Regions from separate parts of the Homo sapiens genome. Here region 1 is linked to region 2. A link is an interaction called in ENCODE POLR2A ChIA-PET data of the cell type or tissue named here. Cell type or tissue: PC-9. All regions are shown on one strand.

Region 1 (8,000 bases), 440 kb after region 2:
TAATGCCCTGGTGCCACCGTGAACAGTGCTGAAGCTTCCTGACCCCTTGTCCAGGGGACCTGGCTGCCTTTTATAGAAAGTTTCCACACACCTTCTATTCCTAACCTCGATCACAAGCATCGCCGGCCCAGATGCTCTGTGTCACCGGCTTAGTAACATACCCCATTTAGGAGCATGAGCACAACTTGTTTGCAGTGGGAATGAATTAACTGAATTCTAGATATTGTTTTTTGGCTGCCTTTTTTTGTTTGTTTTTATTTCAAACACAGCTAACTAATCAGGGCTGTGGACACCAAGAATGCCAACTTTGATTCTTCAAGGAAAATCAGCAGCTGACCACACACCACCCTTCCTGGTCCTCCCCGAGATGCCAAGAACATCCAAAGTCTGCAGTTTTGAGGTAAGAAGAAATACTTGGTTCATAACTGCCCATGGAGGGGCAGGATCCATCTTTTCTCTTTCTTATTTTGCAAGATGACATTAAGAGGAACAGTGCTGAGAAAATGGAAGATAATCTAAAAAACAAAGGTCATCACTTCTTTATATAATGTTAGAAGTTTTCTGTATGTCTTGACCTTGAGGTCTAAAATGGGTAGAGCCTTTGGAGGAGAAGAGATCAAGCCCCTTGGAGTCAGTCAGGGGAAGGGCAGATGTATAACCCCTATCACAGGGTCAGCTCCATGAATCACTGCACAGATCCCACTGCCAAAATCAAGCCCCGGAAAGCACAAAGATTGGAAGAACTGGCTTATTTATCAAACAACTGATGGGCCAGGGCAGGGAGCAACTCCCAGCCAATAAGGTGACTTGGTTTCTCAAAATGACATAAGTACATTTCAACTGTGTAGTAAATAAAACAAAATTTCATTATAAAAGGGCCCCAACTGTCCCCCATGTGATCTGCCTCTGCTGCCTCCTCATGTGACTGGCCTCCCAATTTAGCGCGTAACCAACTCCCAATGACCTGTAATAACACTATTCCCAAATTAGAGCTCTCAATTTGACTTGGCTTCGGTCCCTCCCTCAAAGCAAAATAAAGCATCCGTTTTCTTTTTTTCACATTCATAATACTCTCCTTTTGAGTTGCCAACTCAAACCCTGTTTCAGTCAGATTGAGCCCTTCCTCTATTTTTTTTTTTTCTGGTTAGCCAAAGAGCCCGATGGAAAAACACCAAGAGACAAAAACAAAAACAAAATCAGACAAAAATTCCAAGTAAGTGACATTCAGCTGGAAAAGCTATGATTCACATGCAAATAAAAATCTCCCTGAATTCACTGTTATATGACGCAAGCCCCTGGCTGCGACATAAAAAGGGCAGAATGAAATCACCCACAATTAAACTTGCTCTGGAATACTGGAATTCTCTGGCTAGGCCTTCCCGACTAATGATAAGAAAACCCCCAACTGTAGCAGAATGAAGCTAATTGTGTTGGGAGCCAGGGCATCCCCACCTCAGCTGATATTCACTCCTGAAACTTCCCAACCCAGCACTCCCCATCCTCACCCACTCCCTCACCCACATTCAGAATAACCTGCATGGAGACAGGGCTCAGGTCCTCTAAAGGCATCCCTTCTTTCTAGGCAGACATGAGGGATTTGTGCTGAGAAAGCTGGACTCACCACCCTATCCCCCAGGAAGCTAGAGTACAAGAAAGCTTTCGCTGGAGCTTAGAAAGATCTCCCTGAGACTACATAGGACCTTTGTATGAGCTTCACAGGAGCATCACTTTCTGTTGTCAAGTCCAGGCCAGAGATAGTTTAGCAAGTAACCTCTCCTGACTGGTAGATAATTTAACATCCCAATTCCCTCTTTTCTTCCTCAGGAAACTGAAGCTGATCTGACACCACTTCCTTTTTCTCCAGATGTTACCCTTCGGATGCATACCTCAATCTGCCTGAAAATCATGGAATTCTGGAGATGGAAGGGACCTCAGAGATTTTCTGGTTCTCTCTGTTCTGGTTGTAAGTGTTCTTACCACACACCACTCCCAACCATGGGGAGCCTTTCCACCACTGAAGAGAGCTGGGGTTACTAAAGCCACAATCAGCTTCTCTGCAACTTCTAACCATTTGGCTAAGATCAGTTTTTCTGAAACCACAAAGAAAAAAAATCTACGAACAAGTACTAGCGTACCAATGTTCACAGTAGCATTATTCACAAGTCATAAGGTGGAAGCAACCCAAATGTCCATCAACAGATGAATAGGTAAACAACATGCGGAATATACATCCAATGGAATCCTCTTCAGCCTCAACAAGGAAGGAAATTCCAGTGCATGCTATAACATAGATGGACCTCAAGGACACTGTGCTAAGTTAATTAAGCTAGACACAAAAGGACAAATGCTGTATGACTCCACTTGTATGAGGTCTCTTGAGTAGTCAGAAAGCAGAATGGTGGCTGCCAGGAGCTGGGGGGGGGGGCAGGAAGAATGGGGAGTTATTGTTTAATGGGAACAGAGTTTCTGTTTGGGATGATGATAAAGTTCTAGAAATTGATAGCTGTGATGGTCACACAACATTGTGAATATAATTAATGCCACAGGACTGTATATTTAAAAATGATTAAAATGGCAGATTTTATGTTATGATAAAAAAATACAAAAAGATAAATCTACTCTCCCTTCAGGGGAAGACAGCCATTCACCTAAATCTTTTTCAGGCTAACAGTCTCCAGTTTTTTCTAACAATCTTTAGGTGGTATGATTTCCAGGCCCCTGCAGCTTCCTGGCCACCCTCCTCTGGCTACACTTAATGCCTCTTTGAAAACCTGGTACCCAGAACTGAATGGTGGACTGCGCTCAGCTTCTCCTTCCAGGTCCCGCCCTGAGGCACCCGGCTTAACCCCCAAGTCAAACGCTGCACAGAGCAGGCCTGCTGCCTGCCCACTCTGGCTACCAGGCCAAAGGCCCAGGTCTGGAAGAATAAAAAGATGCCACCACCCTACTACCTTGCTGCTGCTCCATCCCCAGACAGCTGTGGGCAGCTGCAGCTGAGAAGTGAAACTAACAACAGCATCTGGGGGAGGGGGCGGCACCCAGCTGAGCCCTTTCCATAGGTTTCCCGTTTCTGGTTGGGGGGGGGGGCGGGGGTGTCTGGCCAATGGAAACAGGGCAGGCCCTCAGGGATGCCTCTTATCAGCAACCCACTGGAAGTCTGTAACCCCCTTCATGGTACGGTGTGCAGGGCAGGGATGGGAGGCACAGCTAGATGTGTGCAGCCCCAGCCTAAGCCAGGCCTGTTGGGCACCACAATGGGCTCACCCGCCTCGGTCCATCTGGAAAAGGTTTGAAAGCTTGAGGCAGGAAAGTTCCCTTTTGCATTTTAAAGTGTGTTGAAACTGAGTAGCCTGGGTGTTGGTCTCATTCCACAAGTGAGTAATCCATTTCCTGAAAGTAAGCTGCTCCCCCTTTGGAAGTGGCCCAGCGATTTGGGGGTGCTGTTAGAGGTGTCACTAACTCGGTAAATATTTATTGGCACAAGCAAGGAGCTTTTCTAGGAATATCAGTTAATTTGCTAAACTAATGGCTTTAAGGTAGCACCCTTGAAAAAAATTAATTCCTTTCTGATGGGTGAGCAATTTATGCCTGGGACAGGGCACCAGACAGGCAGTGTGTTTCACTTACTAGTTAGAATAACCACAAATAAATTAAAACCAGGCCTGACTTTAAAATCTCTACCTTCTTCCTTTTCTTGACTCCTGATTTTCTATTAATATCTGAGCCAGTAATGGATTGACTTTGGAAAACTCTTTTCTATGGCAATATTTTGCTGGGAGTTTGAAATGATGGGGTTTGAAAACTCCCTTTCCTGTGAGTCTTTTGGCTTCTGGGATCCCATACGGATGATCTCATATATCTACCCCTCACTAAGACTGTGCCCACCTGGATCTATCTGGAGACGTGCCTCCTGTTCTTCTGTGTAGAGCAATTTAGACTTTCATCACCTGGCTTGAAAAAGCCTTTTGCCTTGAAGAATAAAAACTTGGTTTCTTTATGGCTCAAATGATCACCTTAAAATCCTTTTAAAAAGACTCCTGTGCCACCTTCTCCTCCTCCTTCATGAGACAGGCGGTCCTCAGGAAGGAATCTACATTTTCTGATCCAAACTATGGAGACAGAGGAGTATACTCAGAGCTCTGCCAGGAAGGGGATGAGTTTGTGTGGTACAGGTTGTGATGCAGGAATACATCAAGCTCAGGAGTGATTCTCCATGAAGTATCGTGGATGGTTATAGATCTGATAGAAAAAAAGTCATTCTGGATTCCTGATCTCATGACCAGCATTTTTCCTCAATCTTTCTTGGAACTATCCCTTTTAGTCATGATCTTAGAAATCCTATGTGACTGCCTTGGGCTCCAGACATCACTGCCATCCACTTGGGTCTTCTGGGAGACTCTCACTAACCTGGCATGGTCCTGTGCCTCAGACTCTATCCTGCCTCACAAAGGCTCGCACCTGTATTTTCAGCCATCCCTATAAGGATCGTCCTGAGATCCAATGCCACTCCCTATTTCATCCCCTTCAGGGGTACCTGGAAAGGAGATGACTGAGAGATGGTGGCCCTCCTTTGGTATCTTGCAGACGTGTATATAATGGAGTCCAAGCCCATGAAGCCCAGAGTGTCAGTACACACTCTGTCCCTCAAGACCCAGGCAGGGTACCCTTGGGGCACTCAGCTTCCCAGGGAGGGCCCCCTCCAGCAGCACATGACGGAAGCACTGCACGGCAGCCAGCAATGGGAGAGGACAATATGCTGGCTGCAGGGAACACAGGGTTGGTTATTCAGGTACCAGCAATACCAAAACCCATGTTTATCCTTGTTCATTCATTTCCTTTCTTTCAGCAGGCCTATTACATACAGCATTGCATAAGTCACTGAATGTCTGAAAAACAGGGCTGGCCTATGTTGATAGTGTAGGAATTTGGCCTCTATTTCCTTTTACGCTTTAATTTGGTACATGTTCATCTTCCACTGCATTATCTTTTTACTGTTTTGAGGACACAGCCATAGTCAGAGTGCAGATCCAGAGCGAACACCTTGGAGACTTGATTATGTGCTCAGAAACTCCCCTCTTGAATACTTTTTGGAACAAGCTGAGGTATGCATAAGTAAATGCTTCAAATACAGTATGGACAAGGATTAGCAACCATTATTATCAACAGGGTTATCAGGAACTGGGAAATGTCAGATTCACAAAATGAGCCTTCAATGGGATGTGTGCAAAGAGGGGCACTGGTTGAGAGTTTGGGACCCAGATGGGGTGGTGTGTTTGTCACGTGGCTACCATTGGTACCAGTGTTCAACAGCCACAGGGAAACCTGCTTATTATTCTGTGGCTGCCTCCTACACAGGCATGGCTCAGGGAAGATAGAAAGGCCTCAGAGGAGTGAAAATGGAATCAAACAGAAGAGACAGGAGGCCGACATGGAACTGAGCAAGTTCTGGCTACTTCTGTTGCTTTTTGAGTCAGGGGAATGTGACGTATGGACTCTTCCCCTATAAACTCATACCTCAAGATTCTTCTGTGCACACAGCAGACTCCCCACAATCCCAAACATTAAAGGCCACAACCCCAAACATTGTGGGATAAGAACAGGGATCCGGAGATTCCTGAGTCACACACTAATGAAATACCTACCTCAGGCACATGTTCATAATATTCATCCTTAACACTCTGTAAGGCCAGTCCTAGACCCAGGTACTGCATGTTATGACAGCATAATTATTTTGTGGTCTGTCTTCAATGGCTCTGCATTTCCTCCTAAAGTGGGATATTGCGGCAGTCATAAATCTTTCCATCCTCCAGAGCAGTGGTCTGTCACAGCTTACTTAAACCGCTTATCTTTTGGGAGAGTTCCAATTCTTACTTTGTTTGAACTTAAGCCCTGCTAAACTCATCTCCCTGCATATTTTTCATTTGGGGCTCCATCAAAAAACTAATTAAAATAAAAAAGTTTTCTAAAAGGCAGGGCGTGGTGGCTCACACCTGTAATCCCAGTACTTTAGGAGGCCAAAGTGGGAGGATCACTTAAACCCAGGAGTTTGAGACCAGCCTGGGTAACATAGGGAGATACCATCTCTATAGAAGATTTTTAAAAATTAGCTGGGCATAGTAGTGCATGCCTGTAGTCCCAGTTACTCAGGAGGCCAAGGTGGTAGAATTGCTTGAGTCAGGGAGTTCAAGGCTGCTATGAGCCATGATCATGCCACTATACTCCAGCCTGGGTAACAGAGCGAGTCCGCATCTCCAAAAAGAAAAATAAATAAAGTAAAATAATCAGTGTCTCATGAGCATAATGATCAATACACACACACACAATCACATTTACCTATTTAATCTCTGCTTTCATGTCTGATTAGTATCTATCATCTGTGGAGTACTTTTTTCAAAAGTGGGCAAGATCTCTTTCTAAACATTATCACATCTCAAATGCAAGACAAGTGGGACTGTGGTGAGGAAACTGAGGCTCATCGTGGTGAAGTGACACACGGTTGGGGGGTTGGGGGGCTGGGGGGCTGGAGGGGGGGTCTTTCTGCAGCCTTACTCCTGGTTCCCAGCCCAACAGCTGGTCCCCCATCGGTTCACTGCTGAGGTTAAGCTGATGCTTGCTGGAAGAAAGGTCTGCACAGCGAAGCCTTACAGTTTCACTTACGTTCTTGGTTCTCTTACAAAGGAATCTAAACCTTGACGGACATTAGAAATTTAATAATAGTTTAAGAACAAATCCCAGCATGTCTCCAAAGCAATACAGAATCAAATTCTGAAAGCAAATAAGATCCTGCTTTATTCTTCTCTCTCTGGCTCCGCTGGCAGGGTGGGAGTGAATCGGGTGTGTCGAGTGAGGGGAGAAGAGACTCCAGAACATACCATTATGATTATCTAACAATAACAACACTCTTACTGGCAGTGTCCTCTGAAAAGATTAACATGAGGTTTCTTTTACTCTACATGGCAACAAGCTTCTGAAGAAAATACAGTAAAAATATAAACCGCTTAACTACCAGTGATGCTGGTTTCTTTAAGCTTTCTTAAAACCTTAACATTATAAACTGAGGAATGTGCTGAAATATGCTGGAAGTTTCTTGATCTTGTTTCAACTAATAGTCACTTTTCAATTTCTCAGAAAAGGATATTTAACAAATACGGCCAAACTTAAGTAACTTCAATTTCATTAATTTTCTCTTAAAACAAACCTATCAAAAAGTAATGACACAGGAAAAGAATAGCCCCAATACCCATATTGCAACCCTAAACATCATCTACTCACAGTCCAGAAACATACTCAATCTGTCTTTCAGTAACAGACCTGAAAATTACACCACATTGGTAAGAAGCAACTCCACTGCAGATGTGTTAAAAAATGAGTGGCAATTCAGGCCCAATTCACCATGGGTTGTTTTAATAATTTTTATTTTCTGAGCAGTGACTTTTTTCAAATAGAAAATCTGGCAATTGTATTAAAACCAATACTGTTAATTTTCACTTATATAGTTCTTAGTCTACAACTACATGAAGCCTAAGAAAAGATTTCTGTATAAAGAAAAATGTAGTGACCTCAGGCAAGCCTGTGAGATTTTTCCAACAGACACAACAAGGGAATAAATGGTGGGGGGAATTGGGCATGAGCCACCCATGATCTGAAGATAAGGGAGTGTGGCCCCGGTAGGACTGTGAGCACACATGCTCCATCTTTTCTTGATGCACACACCTGTCCACGATCATTTGGCTTCCAAATCCTCGAGGTCACTATCCCATCATGTCCTATCTTAGGCCCAGACAGAATCCTCTTGTCAAATCTTGAAGACTTTCAAACAGAAGTATTACTGTATACACATTCTGAAATGGATTTGATGAGCAGAGGGAAGAGTTACTGTGCAGAGACCAGGAATGCAAAAGGGGTCAGTTCAGAGTTGTCTCCCAATTGCAGACAGGACCTCAGGGACACAGCACTTGGTTCTAGCTCTGGGAATGTAATCTCTTGTGCCTCAGTTTCCT
Region 2 (8,000 bases):
CTGCAGTATTTAAATTCCTGAGGCCTGGTCTCACATCTGCATTTGGATTTTGTGTATTGCTCTTGCCCCCACACCCTTCCTCTTTTTTTCCTCAGATTCTGAATCCAAGGAATCCAACCCCAACTTCCCCCAACACTTTTTTTTTTTTTTTTTTGGAGACAGGGTCTCACTCTGTTGCCCAGGCTGGAGTGCAGTGGCGTGATCATGGCTCACTTCAGCCTTGACTTCCTGGGCTCAAGTGAATCTCCCATCTCTGCCTCCCACGTAGCTGGAACTACAAGCGCGTGCCACCATGCCGGGTTAATTTTTGTATTTTTTGTAGAGATGAGGTTTCGCCATGTTTTCCAGGCTGGTCTTGAACTCCTGGGCTCAAGCAATCCATCCACCTCAGCCTCCCAAAGTGCTGAGACTGCAGGCGTGAGCCACCGCGTCCGGCCCACCTCCCCTTTTCGCATCCTTTTTCTGCTCAGGCTTGCTGACGCTTGTCTCTGTCACTTGCCACCAAGGGGCCCTCATACAGAATATAGACCCAAATGGGGCCTCACTGGAGGCCACCTGACTGTGGAGGGCTGGGTCCTGTGTGTGTGCTGGTGGAGACGTGAGCCAGAGAGAGCTGGCTTTCAGTGTTGTCACCATGGTTACTGCTATTTGACTCATGTTGTAGGATTTCCCCACTGAATCCCACACTGCCCACCCACTGATTCCCACACTGCTGGCTTACAACTCAGGGGGAAGTCTTTCCTGGGAAGCTGGGGTTGGGCTGCACCTTCCCTGCGAGGCAGCTCATCCTGGCCCACTGTCAGCTCAGATTTGCCCGGATCCACCATGTTCTGGCCTCCACCTGTGGCATTCTCCAGGACTGTCATCCTGCCTCCTACCTGTCCCTCTGCAGATTCTGTCCTCTTTTCTCTACACCAAAGTCATACTCTTTTTCTCCCCAAGAACAATAGACTTGCTTATATGGATTTCCCCCAGCCTTTTACTAAAACTGGAATAGTCAAAATCCTCTCTGGGCGCTGCCAGCCTGTTATGTTACAGAGAGCAGAGGGAGGAGGCCAGGGCCGCTATTGATAAGCGTCGCCTGCAATGAAGTGGGAGTGTTCACAGTGCAAACTGACCCATGAGGCTTGCCAGGGCTGTGGCAGGGTGGGGTGGAACAGGACTGACAGGCTCCTGTTTCTTCCAGATCTGCACATTGGCAACGTGCCATGAATATTTTCAATATGTCTGCTAGCCAGCAACCATAAATATCTCTGTGGAATGAGCTGGGGAGATCTAGTTTGTGCAGAAAATCAGGGAACGTGGAGGAGGATTTGCCCCTCTCTGCACTTTTGAAGGGCGTGCCATGTGCTTCTGCCAAGGGCAGAACCAAGGTTGCAAACTTCACAGAGAAGCTAAGAGACGTGTAGTTAGGTCTGGCTGTTTACTATAAACTGTGGAAGTCTATTGACTACAAATGCACAATCTAAATCATAGCAAGAGCATGAGGCAGGTAGTTTTCAGAAAAGAGCTAATTCTTTCTCATCCAGGTTGCAAGTCAGAGCTCTCCAAATGCCTCGTTATCATTAGCAGCAATCATGAAATCCTCAGCACTACTGGCCCCTGGTCCTTTGAGAGTAAAGGTCAGAGGTCTTACAATTGAGTAAGAAGTTTCTGTTTGTTCTATACCTAGCATAGAATTACAGATGGGGGAGGAACTAGGCCATATAGGCCATAAAAAGTGCAATTTATGTTTATAGAGATGAGAATGAGCACGATTACATTTAAGTTAACAAAAGCCCTTTCTAGGGGCAAAGGAAAAGTCAGAGCTGGGTAACTGATTCCTGGAGATGTACTGGTATTCAAGAAAGAATTTACCTGCTATGGAGATAGTATTCCAGGAGGTAAACTTTTGTTTATTATCTCCCTTGGAGATAAACAAGTTTCCACTATAACCATTATTAGCACCCAGTGCTCGTTCTGTCTCTGCTGCCAATTCATTCATTCATTCAGTTATTTAACATGTCATCATTCACACATTATCATATCTACTGTCCTCCAGACTTCTGCTCTGGTAGAAGTAGAGGACACAGGCTGGGCACGGTGGCTCATGCCTGTAATGCCAGCATTTTGGGAGGCCGAGGCGGGCGGATCACAAGGTCAGGAATTCGAGGCCAGCCTGGCCAACATGGTGAAACCCTGTCTCTACTAAAAATACAAAAAAAAAAAAAAAAATAGCCAGGCGTGGTAACAAGTGCCTGTAGTCCCAGCTACTAGGGAGGCTGAGGCAGGAGAATCCCTTGAACCTGGGAGACAGAGTTTGCAGTGAGCCAAGATCACGCCACTGCAGCCTGGCAACAGATCGAGAGTCCGTCTCAAAAAAAAAAAAAAAAAAGAAGTAGAGGACACAAAAGTAGGAAAGACATGTTCCCTGCCCCCAAGGATCCCCCAACTGTTGGATCAGACACACACATGAACAACTAACCCCAGTACAATGCAATAACTGCTGGAGTAGAGGAATATTACCCGTGCTATGGAAGGACAACGCGAGGAACACTTCATTCTTCCTGAGAGTTGGGAAAGGTGGGGCAGGCCCGTGGAAACAGCCTGATCAAAGCCAATGAGGATTAGGGTGCGGGTGTGGTAGCAATAAGACTGAACATTGACATTCGGTTTATCATATGCCTGCAGATATTCTGGGCATTTTCTATACTTTAACTCATTTAATGCTCACAACAAACCTATAAGGTAGATCTTCTCATTTTGCTGCTGAGAAAACAGAGTCACAGAGAGTCAAATAACTTAATCAGGGTCACACAACTGGTAAGTGTCAGATTTGGGGTTTGAAACCAGGCAGGAAGGCCTCGAGTCCATGCTGTGAACCACAATGCCCTACTACCTGATCCGGGAGCACATGGGACGTTTGGAGGAAGGGAGGGGTGCTGTAGTCACATTCGCAATGGCCTTTAATGCCATGTGCTTTAACCCAGTAGGAGAAATTTGCCCTAGAGGGATAATGCAAGGGCTGGGTGGGGAAGGGGAAGAGAGACAGAAAGGAGAAGACCAAGAGAGGTTATTGCAACACTCTTAAGAGAGAACCCAGGGCAGTGGCGATGGGACCCGGAGGAGCTTATCTCCATTTGCTTACTGGTGAAGTTTGCAGCCAGATGGCAAATGCCTGGCATGCCTTCCACCACCCAAGGCAGAGGTGATAACAAATCACGCTACTTTTTCTTGCTGAGGTCAGATGCTGCCTCAGAATCTTTCTCAACACAGTGCTCCAGGCAGCCACTTGCCAATCAGTCACAGCTGGTACATTAGATGAAACCTATTTGTCATCTCTCATTGTGACAGACATTTTCAGGTGAACACAATGGCAGACAGAATGTCCCAATAAGGTGAAAAAAAAAATGTAGTCACAGATAACTTGGAAGTTTCTGCTATGGGTCCCTGAATGGAAAGCCATGCTGTGGATGGTGACGGAGAACAGAGAAAGACTGGGTTGGGAGGGAAAACCATGAGGTTTGTTTTGCACATCTTCAGATTTGAAGTCCAACAGGGCATTCAAGAATAATGGCTGACATGAAAACATGGGTCTGAGCTCAGGAGAAACTCAAATTGGAGGTGTAGGGGAGAGTGCCATTGAAGGCTTGAAACTCAGTGCCATCTCCCAGAATGGACAGAAGACAGAACAGGGCCAAGACTGGAACCTGGGGAACACCAGTCCCTATGTGGTGTAAGGAGAAAGAAGAGAGGCTTGTCTGATGGGGGAAGAACTTTTCCAGGTGGAGGCAGTCAGGGCGTTAGACACAGTGGAGAGATCAGGAGCCACAGTGAAGGCTGCGGTGAGGATTCAGTAATGGCGAGGCCTTTGTGGCCAGTCCTGAGACAGAATTTCCAGTAGGTTGGAGAAAGCCAGTGGGTACCAACTTACATGGTTTGTTGGCTAAAAAGAAGGTGAGGAAGGTAAGACTATTTGGAGGCAGGGTTAAAAGGGGAAACCAGAGCATGTTGCTGATTGGGAGGAAGGATCAGGTGAACAGGTTAAGGCTGCAGTTGCAGAGGGACAAGAAGGTTAGGAAGGAATGAGTTAAGAACAAGCAGGATTTCTCCTTGGAAAGAATAGGATTTGTCAGAGTGTCATTTCATATTTATTGGTATGATTCTTACCACTTAATAATAGGGCTCTGTCCTTTTTTGGTCACTCTTTTATCCCCAGTGCCTAGCAAAATACCAGGCACTAAATGAATACATGCCAAATAAAGTGAATAAATGCCAGAACATCTCTTTTTCCTAGATATGAAGGAGTCACCAGCGTCGATGTTCTATTTATTTAGAGACAGGGTCTTTCTCGGTGGCCCAGGCTGGAGTGCGGTGGTGTAATCATAGCTCACTGCAGCCTCAAACTCCTGTGCACCACTTTGCCCAGTCTGCCAATGTCCTTGATGGCAGGAGATGGAGAAAATCACCTTTAGTTGGTGAGAAAGAGGGTGGTGGGAACAGGAGTGAAGGAACTGCTATAGTCATGATCAAATTCCCCAGAATTCATATAAAAGCTACACCAGAATTTTCATTCTTAAAGGCAAAGTAAGGAAGGGAAGGCCATGGTCATTATTTCCTTTAGAAAGACACACTAGAAGTCATGTGACAGGATTTCTGAAGCTCAGTAATTAATAATAGACAGGTACTTCCATTATAATTTTCTCTTCTTTCAAGAGCTAATACCCAAGATAAACACAAAGTAACTAGCCATAATTTCTAGCATTTCTCCTGGGCGGGGTGGAAGCTTCCTAAGATAAATATGTTAAGAGATGTGCTACTTTTTCAAATGCAAGTGTGAACTGGTCTGAAGAAAAAAATGTTCCTTCCACTTGTGTCTTTTTTCCCCTTGAGACTTAAAATTTTTTTAATGTTTTTTCCTTTGCTACAAGCCTGTAAGGAAACAAAATAACATAGCTGTGTGCCAGGAAACACGATAGTGACAGCTACGTCATCACATTCATGCATCTTTGTAATTAAGATGAAATTGATGTGAAAAAAAAGTATTTTTATTCCTTTAGCAATATTAGAGACTCTGTTATTTTGCCTGCTCCTTCTTATCGGCTTTTTGGGATGGGTAGGCATTTTTACACATGAAGAATTTCTGGGTTACCAAGTTCTTTAGAGAGCTCCCTCTAACTGCATCACTCCCTGTTCCTCAGCGTCCCTTCACATTTTCAGCTGTCAGTGAACCCTGGGGCAGGAATCAATCCACCACCAAGGACACAGAACAGGCCACAGGGCTCAGATCTTCTACTACCAGAAGAAATGGAAGCCCTTTTCTTCTTAAGTGTTGTCAGGGAAGTGCTAACTCCTTAACTCTCTCAAAACAAATTTGAAATTCTTAGAGAAAAGGTCTTAGTAAGGAAATCCAGCAAGGTTTTGCCTCAGACTTCGGTTGGCCTTGTGGGAGGCCCCAGTTTGGGTCCCCCCGAAACACCAAGCTGTAGAAGAAGCAGATTCCAAAGAAATGAGTCCCTCATATCCATTGTTTCCTAAAACCAAAATCTGGTAAATCTATTCGTATTGTGGGTTAGGTCTCTTTGTTGTTTTAAAAAAAGGGCGCTGGCAGTTCCTCATATTATCACAATGGAAATCAGATCATGTGCTTCTGTGTTTGGACATCACGGCACCTCCTATTCCTGACTCTGTGGCTTTAGAGGAGTTTATCATGTGGCCAAGCAAAAGAGGTTCCCTGGGGAATCCCTTCTTTCCCTATTGCTACAGATGAGCATGTCCAAGCATATACATAGAGGGTGTTCCCCACAGTTCTAATGCATGTGGGGAAACCATAGATATAACTTAAGCCAAATAGCATGGTTTACTGTCGGCTGGGCAGGAAAGGCTTTCCCAACCTAGAAGAGTTGCCTCAGACCACAACAGAGTCCTGCATCTGAGTGTGAGCCTCTCAGGGCAGATCAAAGCTCCAGGCTCAATTTGAAGTCAAAGGGAGTCTCCTCCGTGGTTGCGCAGGAGGTGGATAGTCTGGCATTAGTCTAAGACACACGTAATAAACCACAGTTCAGCCCTCTGAGCATCATGACATGGCAAGGGAGCTGATGGGGGATGGGGACAAGGGACCAGCCATGGGTGGGGATAGATCCAGTCACCATATCCATAAAGGGCCTCAAATATGGGCTTTTGAGCTATCTGAAAGTGAGGTTATGAACTCAGACGCAGAGGTATACCTACAGGAGGGAAAGGCAATATTCATTATACAATTTTAATTTTAAAAATAAACATTAAAATAAACCACAATTTAAAAATGTTGTTTAGCCCTTTGTACTTTAAAAAAAAAGTTTTTTGAGATGGAATCTTGCTCTGTTGCCCAGGCTGAAGTACAGTGGCGTGATCTTGGCTCATTGCAACCTCTGCCTCCCAGGTTCAAGTGATTCTCCTGCCTCAGCCTCCCAAGTAGCTGGGATTACAGGCATGTGCCACCATGCCCGGCTATTTTTTTTAATTTTTATTTTTAGTAGAGATGGGGTTTCACCATGTTGGCCAGGCTGGTCTTGAACTCCTGACCTCAAGTGATCCACCCACCCCAGCCTCCCAAAGTGCTGGCAGTACAGGCATGAGCTACCGTGCCCGGCCCATTTGTACTTTTTTTTTTTTTTTTTTTAGTATACCTTGTGCCTCAAAAGTGGAATGGGCCAGCCTTCCCTCTGCTTCTGGGTTAGCAAAGGAGCTTTTAGTGAGTGTTAATGAATAAGCAGGACTTATGGATTCTGAATAACCGATGCTCATGGAGAGATTACCAAGGGAAAGTGTTTTACACCCTTTTCCTGGCAGTCAAATGTTCCCTGTTCACCCCAAGAGTATGCTGCTCCAAACAGACCCCAGCCAGCTTCCCCCACCTGTTTCAGGGCTGCCGAAATGACAGTGGGAGCCACACAGATGCAGCAGCTCCAGCCCAGGACTCAGCTTTCTCCTGACACTGCTCCTTGAATGGACGCACTCAGCAACTGAGCCCCTTGACACGTTGGTGGGAGGGACTGGAACGTTTATGGCATATCTGGAGTGCATGAAAAGAAAAATAACAGTGCTGGTTTTGTAACCATGGGACCGGATCAAACCAATTAACCATTGCCTAAGTTGTTACAGCAACAGCTGAACAGCTGTTAGGGTGTTCAGCCTCACCTTCGACCATGTCACACAGTCAAAATTGCCCTGGTACGTGCCATGGGAAGAGTTTAGCCTCCTCATTGTTAGCACCACCTGCATAGCAGACTGGCTGCCATGGGGGACTGGGACTAGTTAGAAATGCCACAAAAGTTTGACCCAACCACCCAGATCCCGGCGACAGAGTTGAATGTTGCCTCCTGTGTCCTTGCCAGTCAACTGGTGATAAGGTTTTTTCTTATCTCAAAAGCCATTGCCACAGTATTGGCTTCTACAACCCTTGCTTGGTAACAGTTTCTTCTGCACCAGAAGGAAGCAAGTCTCATGACTCTTCATAGGTAATGTTTCACCACAGTACTGAGTTCTCACTGCTCCTCAAGGGCTCTGGGATGAAAGACAACAGCACAGTAATGCTGCTGGCTTGCCAGTTCACACTGGCACCAGTTGTTGAAGCTGCGTATCAAGGCTTTCATCTAGAAATGCATTTAGGTTAATGAAATCAGAATATTAACATAACCGGCCACAGAGCTCTAGTATTTAGAAGACAGTTCAGGCCCAGGACACAAAAAAAGTCACCCATGAAGACAGAGAAGCAAACAGTGTTATCCATGGGATGATAACGACGATAATCCCTTTGCAATTCTACCCAACAAAAACCTGTCAAGGCCTGCTCTGTGCAAGCACTGTGCTAGGTCCCAGGAGGAGAGAGAATTTGCATCTGTGCCTTAGAGACCTTGGTGGTAGTTTGGTATCATTCAGAGTTTAGGTTTTGGTGCCAGATGGATGACAAGCAATGGGTTCCATAGAGTACTTTCTTCTTCTTCTTCTTTTTTTTTTTTTTTTTAGTATACTTTAAGTCC

Evidence for each region. Peaks named below come from ENCODE experiments on the same cell type or tissue, not always from the same donor. Only the 100,000 strongest peaks of a DNase experiment are listed, where the experiment ranks them.
Region 1: POLR2A ChIA-PET joins it to region 2 with 10 read pairs; 2 of 35 experiments call an interaction of 5 or more read pairs at or near these places.

Annotation. Positions count from the first base shown.
Region 1 is chr14:54,679,700-54,687,699 of GRCh38, reverse strand. The region is part of intron 2 of SAMD4A (sterile alpha motif domain containing 4A); the gene reads right to left. SAMD4A-AS1 (SAMD4A antisense RNA 1) reads left to right here. Exons shown (of 3, transcript NR_187163.1): 1 at 1-400; 2 at 1,825-1,963; 3 at 2,699-4,006. Among named protein-coding and RNA genes, the nearest start is that of SAMD4A-AS1, 4.2 kb to the left of the region's middle. In PC-9, no CTCF peak of the experiment used is centred here; a DNase peak (open chromatin) is centred at 3,419; H3K27ac peaks cover 1,092 bases.
Region 2 is chr14:55,115,921-55,123,920 of GRCh38, reverse strand. It overlaps LOC124903319, which reads right to left and starts at 1,071. Exons shown (of 3, transcript XM_047432036.1): 1 at 722-1,071. The coding sequence starts at 866. In PC-9, no CTCF peak of the experiment used is centred here; DNase peaks (open chromatin) are centred at 660, 1,140, 1,620 and 3,120; H3K4me3 peaks cover 677 bases; H3K27ac peaks cover 3,793 bases.